Regions from separate parts of the Homo sapiens genome. Here region 1 is linked to region 2. A link is an interaction called in ENCODE POLR2A ChIA-PET data of the cell type or tissue named here. Cell type or tissue: Panc1. All regions are shown on one strand. Links, peaks and the distances in the headings refer to the core of each region. The heading gives the core; the rest is flanking DNA. Region 1 overlaps MRPL1 (mitochondrial ribosomal protein L1). Region 2 overlaps CNOT6L (CCR4-NOT transcription complex subunit 6 like).

Evidence for each region. ChIA-PET counts read pairs that join two places held together with the same protein. Peaks named below come from ENCODE experiments on the same cell type or tissue, not always from the same donor. Only the 100,000 strongest peaks of a DNase experiment are listed, where the experiment ranks them.
Region 1: POLR2A ChIA-PET joins it to region 2 with 7 read pairs; 2 of 35 experiments call an interaction of 5 or more read pairs at or near these places.

Annotation. Positions count from the first base shown.
Region 1 is chr4:77,920,024-77,924,425 of GRCh38, forward strand. All of the region lies in intron 7 of MRPL1 (mitochondrial ribosomal protein L1), which reads left to right. All of the region lies in intron 3 of LOC102724916 (a long non-coding RNA gene), which reads right to left. Among named protein-coding and RNA genes, the nearest start is that of MRPL1, 59 kb to the left of the region's middle. In Panc1, for the core only: no CTCF peak of the experiment used is centred there; a DNase peak (open chromatin) is centred at 1,958; H3K27ac peaks cover 912 bases.
Region 2 is chr4:77,792,618-77,797,019 of GRCh38, forward strand. The region is part of intron 1 of CNOT6L (CCR4-NOT transcription complex subunit 6 like); the gene reads right to left. Among named protein-coding and RNA genes, the nearest start is that of CNOT6L, 25 kb to the right of the region's middle. In Panc1, for the core only: no CTCF peak of the experiment used is centred there; no DNase peak of the experiment used is centred there.

The sequences.
Region 1 (4,402 bases), core at 267-4,266, 130 kb after region 2:
GAAATAAAAACAGATTTGCATAGGTAATGCACACTGGAACTTTAAAGAAGTGCAATGTACTATGAAAGTGACTTAGTTTTTTATCTTTTTAAGAATAATTTTGGTGTCTTTATAAGTGCTTTGCTATCATTGTAGCAACTTGGTAGAATTTGCCACATTTTGTAAAACATGTTTGGTCTTCAAAAGTATGTTTAGTTAAAGATTGCTATATTTTCAATCAACTTCTGCTTTTTTTCATTTCAAAGTAATTCCTTTCAAGTGTACCTGTATATACAAATGAAGCCTTTTAAAATGACTTACTCTAATATTTTTTGACAAATCATAAAATAAGGAATTTTGATATTTTATCTTAGAACATTGGAGACTCCTTGGGTTCATAGCGTTTTTCAAAAGAAAATCTAAAGAGAAATTAATCCATATTCATACATTTCAGGTAAGAAAGTAAGGAAATGAAACATCACACATTGTCTTGAGATCTGTTGCTTCATACAGCCGTAGCTCTAGTAAGCTCTTTCCCAAAAAAGGGAAAACTGCTGAGCAGAGAGACTATAGGAACCTGCATGTGGGATCACCTGAGGTTTGCTTCTTGAGTGGCAAAAGTTGAAATACAAACACAGGAAGTCTGGCTTCTGCTAATTAGCACATACTTTTATGTCCCGAACAAATTCTCTTCTTCTTCTAAAGGAAGAAGGGTGATTTTGCTTTTATTCCCTCTATAGTACCCTTCTCCCTTCCATTCATCCTTTTTTTTTGAGACAGTGTCTTATTTACTCTGTCCCCCACAATGGAGTGCAAGTGGCACGAACTTGACTCACTGCAACCTTCACCTCTTTGTTTCAACTGATTCTTGTGTCTCAGCCTCCTGAGTAGGTGGGGATTACAGGCGCCTGGCACCACATCCAGCTAATTTTTTGTATTTTTAGTAGAGATGGGGTTTCACCAGGTTGGCCATGCTAGTCTCCTGGCTTCAAGTGATCTGCCCACGGTCGCCTCCCAAAGTGTTAGGATTACAGGCATGAGCCACTGCGCCCGGCCCCATTCATTCCTTGATTTAGGACTTCAGCATATCACACCAAATCTAGTAAAAGTTAAAAAACTTTTCAGTGGTTCTACATGTGCTGGCATCTCCTTTAATAACTCTCTGTCCCTTTATTACTATTTTCTATGACAAAGTACACATGTACACACATTCTGAATGCCTGCCGAGTGGCAAAAACTGTTCCTAACTATGGGGATATATTGTTGTCCAGAAGTTCTTGCCCTCAACTAGATCACTTTCTAGTTAGGGTATAGATAATATACAAATAAATATATATGTACTTATGATGGTGGAGTGTGTGTATGTGTGGCTATTATAGAAAGGTTGGTCAGGGAAGGCCTGCCTCTCTAAATTGGAGGTAACATTTGAATAGAGACTGAATGAAATAAGAGAACAAGTTATGAAGATATCTGAGAGAAAAGTATTCTTGAGACAGGAGGCAGCAAGTACAAAGGCTCTGAGAAAAAAAGGGGATTGAGCTTTTATAGGAACAAGAGGTATTTCTTCTGGGTGTTAGAAAAGGCTAAAATATCTTTGAAGAAAAACATGCTCAAAAAGTTCTGAGAAAAGTATTAAATACACAAAGGAAACTACTTTGATACAGGAGGACATAGAATTACATATTTTACTGACAATACATTCCTGAATATCTTTACATAATAGCAATCTTAACTTGCTTTTATTTGAATAGAAAAGCCTTTCGTGCAGAGTTTTTTTTTTTTTTTAACATCAGGAAACCCTTATGAGGCTAACAATAGACTTCAAGATTCTGTGAACTTCCTGAAATTTTATGCAGAGTACTGTGTGTACGTGCATGTGTACATTTTTCTTGGGTGAGTGGTTGTGTTTTCCATCAGGAATTCATGACTCATTCGTTGAGCAAATAGTTATTGGGTACCTACTATATGCCAGGCGTTACTCTAGATAATGGGGTTATATACATCAACAAAGTAGACAACAATCCTTGCCTTCATGGGATAGACGTGTAGATGGTATAAAGGTAGATATCTGTTGATAGAAGATGAATGGTAGAAAATAAGTAAAAAAAAGAAAGTATTTTAGATGGAAGTGCTAAGGAGGAAAAAACAAGTTGGAAGAAGGAAGTGTATGTAAGTAGTAGAGTTAGGATATTGAAATTTTAGATAGGATATCTCATGTGAACTTCTCTAAAAACATGACTTTTGAATCATGATCCAAAGAAAGTGACCGAAGGAAGGCGTTACATGCAGAAGAAACAGCAAATGCAAGGCCTTGACAGTATATCTGGTATGGTTGAGGACTAGCATAGCTAGCGTGGCTAGAGCAGAGAGCAGGGGTTGTAGGTGATTAGGTCATAGTAAGGCTACTGTCTTTTAGTTAGAGTGAGATGGAGACCCTTTGAAGGGATTGAGCAGACTAACATGATCTGGCTTCTAAAAGGCTCAGTCTCACTGCTGTATTGGCAGTAGACTGAAGGGAACCTGGATGGAAGCAGAGTCCAGTTAAGGGTCTTTTGCAATAACCTTGGCTAGAGATGAGAGTAGCTTGGACCTATTCATTAACAGTGAAAGTGATGACACTGACTGGAGTCAGGATATACTTTAAAGATATAGTTTATGGAATTTACTGATTGAATGGATATGAGGTGTGATAGAAAGTGAAGAGAGCCAAGAATGGTTGCAAGATTTTTTGCTGACAAAACTGGAATAATGAAGTTGCTTCTAATTGATAGGAAAGATTACAAAGCAGAGTAAATGAATAGGCGGAAGGGTTATTATCAGAAGCTCAGATTTGGACCTGTTAAGTTTGAGATGCCTTTTAGATGTCCAAATGGAACTGTGTAATAGGTCATTGGATATTCAAGTCTGAATCAGAGAAAAGGGCTGGGATAGGGATCAAATTTGTGAGTCATCTGCATATAGATAGTTCTTAAACTTTGATTTTCCTCAGTAAGTATGATGTTTGCTGTTTGTTTAAATATTCTTTATTATGTAAATGAATAGTTTTTAAAAGAGGTTTGATATTTAGCAGAGGAGCTGATATTTTTGTTATTTATCTATTTATTTATTTTTGAGATGGAGTCTCGCTCTGTCTCCCAGGCTGGAGTGCAGTGGCGTGATCTTGGCTCACTGCAACCTCTGCCTCCTGAGTTCAAGCGATTCTCCTGCCTCAGCCTCCTGGGTAGCTGGGATTATAGGTGCGCACCACCATACCTGACTAATTTTTGTAGTTTTAGTAGAGACAGGGTTTCACCATGTTGGCCAGGCTGGACTTGAACTCCTAACCTCAGGTGATCTGCCCGCCTCAGCCTCCCAAAGTGCTGGGATTACAGATGTGAGCCACTGTGCCCGACCCTGGTTTGTCCTTTTAATTGTGGATATACATTGGAATTTACTGAATAGTTTTTAAAACAATCTGTTGAGATAATTATTTTCTATAATCTATTGACATAACATACTAACTTATATCCAACTATTCTTATATTCCAAGGATAAACCCTATTGTATATTATTGTTTTCCAAATATTTCTGGCCACTATCATAGTAAAAAATAATTTTTGTATCATGACTCAATCAAACTTATGTGTGTATGTGAGAAAAAAGTTTCATGAGGGCCGGGTGTGGTGGCTCACACCTGTAATCCCAGCACTTTGGGAGGCTGAGGCAGATGGATTACTTGAGGCCAGGAGTTCAAGACCAGCCTGGCCAACATGGTGAAATCCCGTCTCTACCAAAAAATAAAAAAATTAGCCAGACGTGGTGGTATGCACTTGTAGTCCCAGCTACTTGGAAGGCTGAGGCAGGAGAACTGCTTGAACCTGGGAGATGGAAGCAGGAGAATCGGTTGAACCTCAGGGGCGGAAGCAAGAGAATCGCTTGAACCTGGGAGGCGGAGGTTGCAGTGAGCCGAGATTGCATCACTGTGCTCTAGCCTGGGAGACAGGGTAGGACTCTGTCTCAAAAAAAAAAAAAATAGTTTAATGATACTATACTTATTATATGCAATGCAGTGAGTTTTTTTTCCCTATTCTTTCTGTCCTTCATGTTGATTGCAGACCACCACTGGTTTCTCTCAGCTGGAAATTATAAACCTTGGAAAATATAGTTATACAAGAATCTTTTAAATGCCTTTGAATTTAGTTTGATGATTGTTAGATTTTTGCATCTATAGTTATTGGTACTATTAATCAGTGTGTTTCGTGCCATTTTTATCTGGATTTGATGTCAGGATTATGAACTTCAAAGCTTCCCATCTTTTTCTGTGCTCAAGAGCAGTTTATATTACATGGGAATTATCTTTGTCTTTCAAGTTTGAAAAAATTAATAAAAGCAGCTTGTCCAAGAGCTTATTTTTGGAGGAGGGTCATAATTCTTTGATAATTAC
Region 2 (4,402 bases), core at 74-4,073:
TGAGGGGCTGAGACAGGAGAATCGCTTGAACCCAGGAGGCAGAGGTTGCAGTAAGCCAAGATCGTGCCATTGCACTCCAGCCTGGGTGACAGAGTAAGACTCTGCCTTAAAAAAAAAAAAAAAAAAAGACAAGTCTAGAAAGTATTGATTAGTAACTGTCATGGCTCTCTCCAAGAAATACTAACATAACAAATCACAGTTTTCTATGGCAGCACATACTGAAGTCCCCTCTAAAAAAGTGACTCTCGACCAGATGTGATTCTGCCCCTCAGGAGACATTTGGCAATGTTTAGAGATGGTTTTGGTTAACACAACTTGGGTGGCTTGGCAGGGGTGCTACTGGAATCTAGTAGGCAGAGGTCACAGATGCTGTTAAACACCTACAGAACTCAGGACAGCCCCCACAACAAGAAATATCTTGTCCCAAATGCCAATGGTGCTAAGGTTAAAAATCCCTGCACAAATATGACCTAAGCATGAGTCCAGAGTATAGTATCCATTGAAAAAAGCATTTAGAAAATCAAGTACCATGCAAAGAAATCATTGTCAGAGAGAAATGAAAAAGCCAGAGGTTATGAATTGTATTTATTTCCAAATTCTTCGTAAGAGATGATGATATTCTAGCCATCAAAAGTATCTCTGGATGCTGAGAAGCAGACAGCTATTCCACCAAAGGCTGAGCATCCCAGCAATTTCCAACTGGAGACAAATAATAGGATATAACTATCATTCAATGAGCACCAACCATGTGACAAACATTATCCATAGTGTTTTACGCGTCAGTAATCACAACTTTTAAGTTGGAGGTGCTTTAATTATCTTTATTTTAGAGTGGCATAAGCGCATTCTGAAATTTGCCTCTGGTCACATGGTTAGTGGGTGGCACAGTGGGATTTAACCCAAGCAGTCTGGCTCTACAGTCCCAGCAGCAGAGACTACATCATGCTGCCCCCGTCTCTTATGATGGACTTGGAAAACTCTGAGGACAGAGCAGGAGAACAGAGAAAAACTTGACAGGAATTCTGGGCATTTCCCTGAGTACTAAGCAGCAGCCACTGATTTCTGAGTGTTGGGTAGGGGAGCTGAGAAAGACATGGCCAACATGATTACTACAGAAACTGCTCAAGATTAGAAGACAGATAAGCTTTCTATGCAGTAAGAGTGTACAGGTATATGCGTTATAAATTTTACTAAAATGTCTCCCATGAAACTTAAAAATTGTAAAACAATTTTTGTTAATTTTATATAGCCAGCTGGGCGCAGTGGCTAACACCTGTAATCCCAGCACTATGGGAAGCTGCGGCGGGTAGATCAACTGAGGTCAGGGGTTCGAGACCAGCCTGGCCAACATAGTAAAACCCCACCTCTACTAAAAATACAAAAAATTAGCCGGGCATGGTAGTGGGCACCTGTAATCCCAGTTACTTGGGAGGGTGAGGCAGGAGAATTGCTTGAACCCAGAAGGCGGAGGTTGCAGTGAGCCCAGATCGCACCACTGCACTCAAGCCTGGCAACAGAGTAAGACTCTGTCTCAAAAAAAAAAAAAAAAAAAAAAAAAAGATTTTAGAAATAGAAGGAAAGAGAGATTATAGTCTTATAGTCTGGTAGTTCTCAACCTTGGTTGGCCTTTATGGAAGAAACAATACCAATTCCACATAAACTCTTCCATAAAGTTGAGGCAAACATTACCCTAATATCAAATGAAACAAGAGTGCAAGAAAACTATGGACTTCATGAACATAAATGCAAATAAAGTCTTTTTTGAAGTTTAGCAAATTAAATCCAGCAATATAAAAAAAAGAGTGATCCATCATTATACCAAGTGGTGACTACCCCAGTAATGCAAGCAAGGTTGATTTAACGTTCAAAATAATAAAAACCACCTATTAAGAAACTTAAAAGAATACACATGATCATCTCAATAGATACATAAAAAGCATCTGAAAAATCCAATGGCCATTCCTATTTAAAAAGAAAACCTTCATTTAAAAAATAAAAGTGAATTTACTTAGCCTGATAAATGGCATCAATGAAAAATCTATAGCTAACATTAATGGTGAAATTCTGAATGCTTTTCTCCTAAGATCAGAAACAGGGCAAGGATGTTAGCTCTCACTTCTATTGAAGTTTACACCAGACACCAGAAGTTCTAGCCCATGCAATCAAGCAAGAGAGAAGATATAAAAGTCATGGAGACTGGAAGGAAGAATTAAACTCATGTTTATTCACAAACAATAAATTATATATATGTAAAAAATCCTATAGAATCTACAAAAAATCTAACAGAATTAATGAATAGATTTAACAGGTAACAGAATACAAGATTAATATGTCCCCTGCAAAAAAATCAAGTGTATTTATTTCTACATACAGGTAACAAGCAAAAGTAAAAAAGAAATTTTTCTTTTTTTTTTTTTTTTTGAGACACTTTCCCTCTTGTTGCCTAGGCTGGAGTGCAATGGCACCATCTCGGCTCACTGCAACCTCTGCCTCCCAGGTTCAAGTGATTCTTCTGCCTCAGCCTCCTGAGTAGCTGAGATTACAGACATGCGCCACCACGGCTGGCTAATTTTGTATTTTTAGTAGAGACGGGGTTTCTCCATGGTGGTCAGGCTGGTCTCGAGCTCCTGACCTCAGGTGATCCACCCACCTCGGCCTCCCAAAGTGCTGAGATTACAGGTGTGAGCCACTGCACCCGGCCAGTAAAATTTTTTAAAGTATCATTTACAATGACATAAAAAAATAGAGATTAATATGAAAACAGATGTGCAAACCAGTTGACATGGTTTAGCTCTGTGTCCACACCCAAGTCTCATGTCCAGTTGTGGTTCCTAGTGTTGGAGGAGGGGCCTGGTGGGAGGTGACTGAATCATGGGGACAGACTTCTCCCTTGCTGTTCTCATGACAGAGTTCTTAAGACAGCTGGTTATTTGAAAAGTGTGTGGCACTTCCCCCTTCACTCCTGTTCTTTCTGTCTCTCTCCTGCTGGCCTTGTGAGGATGTGCCTGCTTCCCCTTCACCTTCCACCATGATTGTTAAGTCTTCTGAGGCCTCCCCAGAAGCAGAAGTCTGTACGGGGCCCACAGAACCATGAGCTGATTAAGCCTCTTCTCTTTATAAATTACCCAGTCTCAGGTATGTTTTTACAGCAGTGTGAGACTGGACTAATACACCAGTACACTGGAAACTATAACACATTACTGAGAAAAATTAAAGAACTAAATAAATGAAGACATACCTTATATTCATGGGTCAGAAGAATCAATATTAAGATGTTATTCTTCCCCAAATGATCTACAAATTTAACACAATCCCAGTGAAATACCTAAGGTGGTTTTTTTTTATTCATTGAAAGTGATCTTTTTTCTTTCCTTTTATCTTTAATAATTTCAGCTTTTATTTTAGATTCAGGGAGTACACATGCAGGCTTGTTACATGGGTATATTGCATGATGCTGGGGTTTAGGGTATGAATGATGGCATCACCCAGGTAGTAAGCATAATATCTAATAGGTAGTTGTTCAGCCCTGTTCCCCTCATGACATTTTTTTTTTATAGAAATTAACATGCTTATTCTAAAATATATATGGAAATTCCAAGGGCCTAGAAAAGCTAACGCTGAAACAACTTTGAAAAAGAAAAATAAAATTGGAGGATTTACACTATTGATATGGTCTGGCTCTGGGTCCCCACTCAAATATCATCTCAAATTGCAATCCCTATGTGTTGGGGGAGGTGCTTGGTGGGAAGTGATTGAATCATGGGGGAGGACTTCTCCCTTGCTTTTTCTTGTGATAGTGAGTTCTCATTAGAGATTGTTGCTTGAAGGGGATGTGTGGCACTTCCCCCTACACTCTCTCTCCTGCTCTGCCATGCTAAGACATGCTTGCTTCCCCTTCACCTTCTGCCATGATTCTACGTTTCCTGAGGCCTCCCAGTCATGCTTCTTGCCTGCGAACCAGGAGTCAATTAAACTTCTTTTCTTCATAAATTACCCAGTCTCAGGTATTTTTTACAGCAGTGTGAGAACAGACTAACAGAACTACGTAATTTCAAGAGTTATTACAAAGCTTCAGTAATCATGGCAATAAGGTACTGACAAAGATTAACATCAAGAGAACAGAGTCTAGAAACAAACACAAACATACATGGTCAATTAATTTTCAACAAAACTGCCAAGGACGCCAGGTGTGGTGGCTCATGCCTGTAATCCCACCACTTTGGGAGGGCAAGGAAGGCAGACTGCCTGACCTCAGGAGTTCGAGACCAGCCTGGACAACATGGCAAAACCCCATGTCTAACAGAGAAATACAAAAAAATTAGCTGGGCATGGTGGTGTCCCTGTGGTCTTAACTACTTGGGAGGCTGGGATGAGAGGATCACTTGAGCCTGGGAGGTCCAGG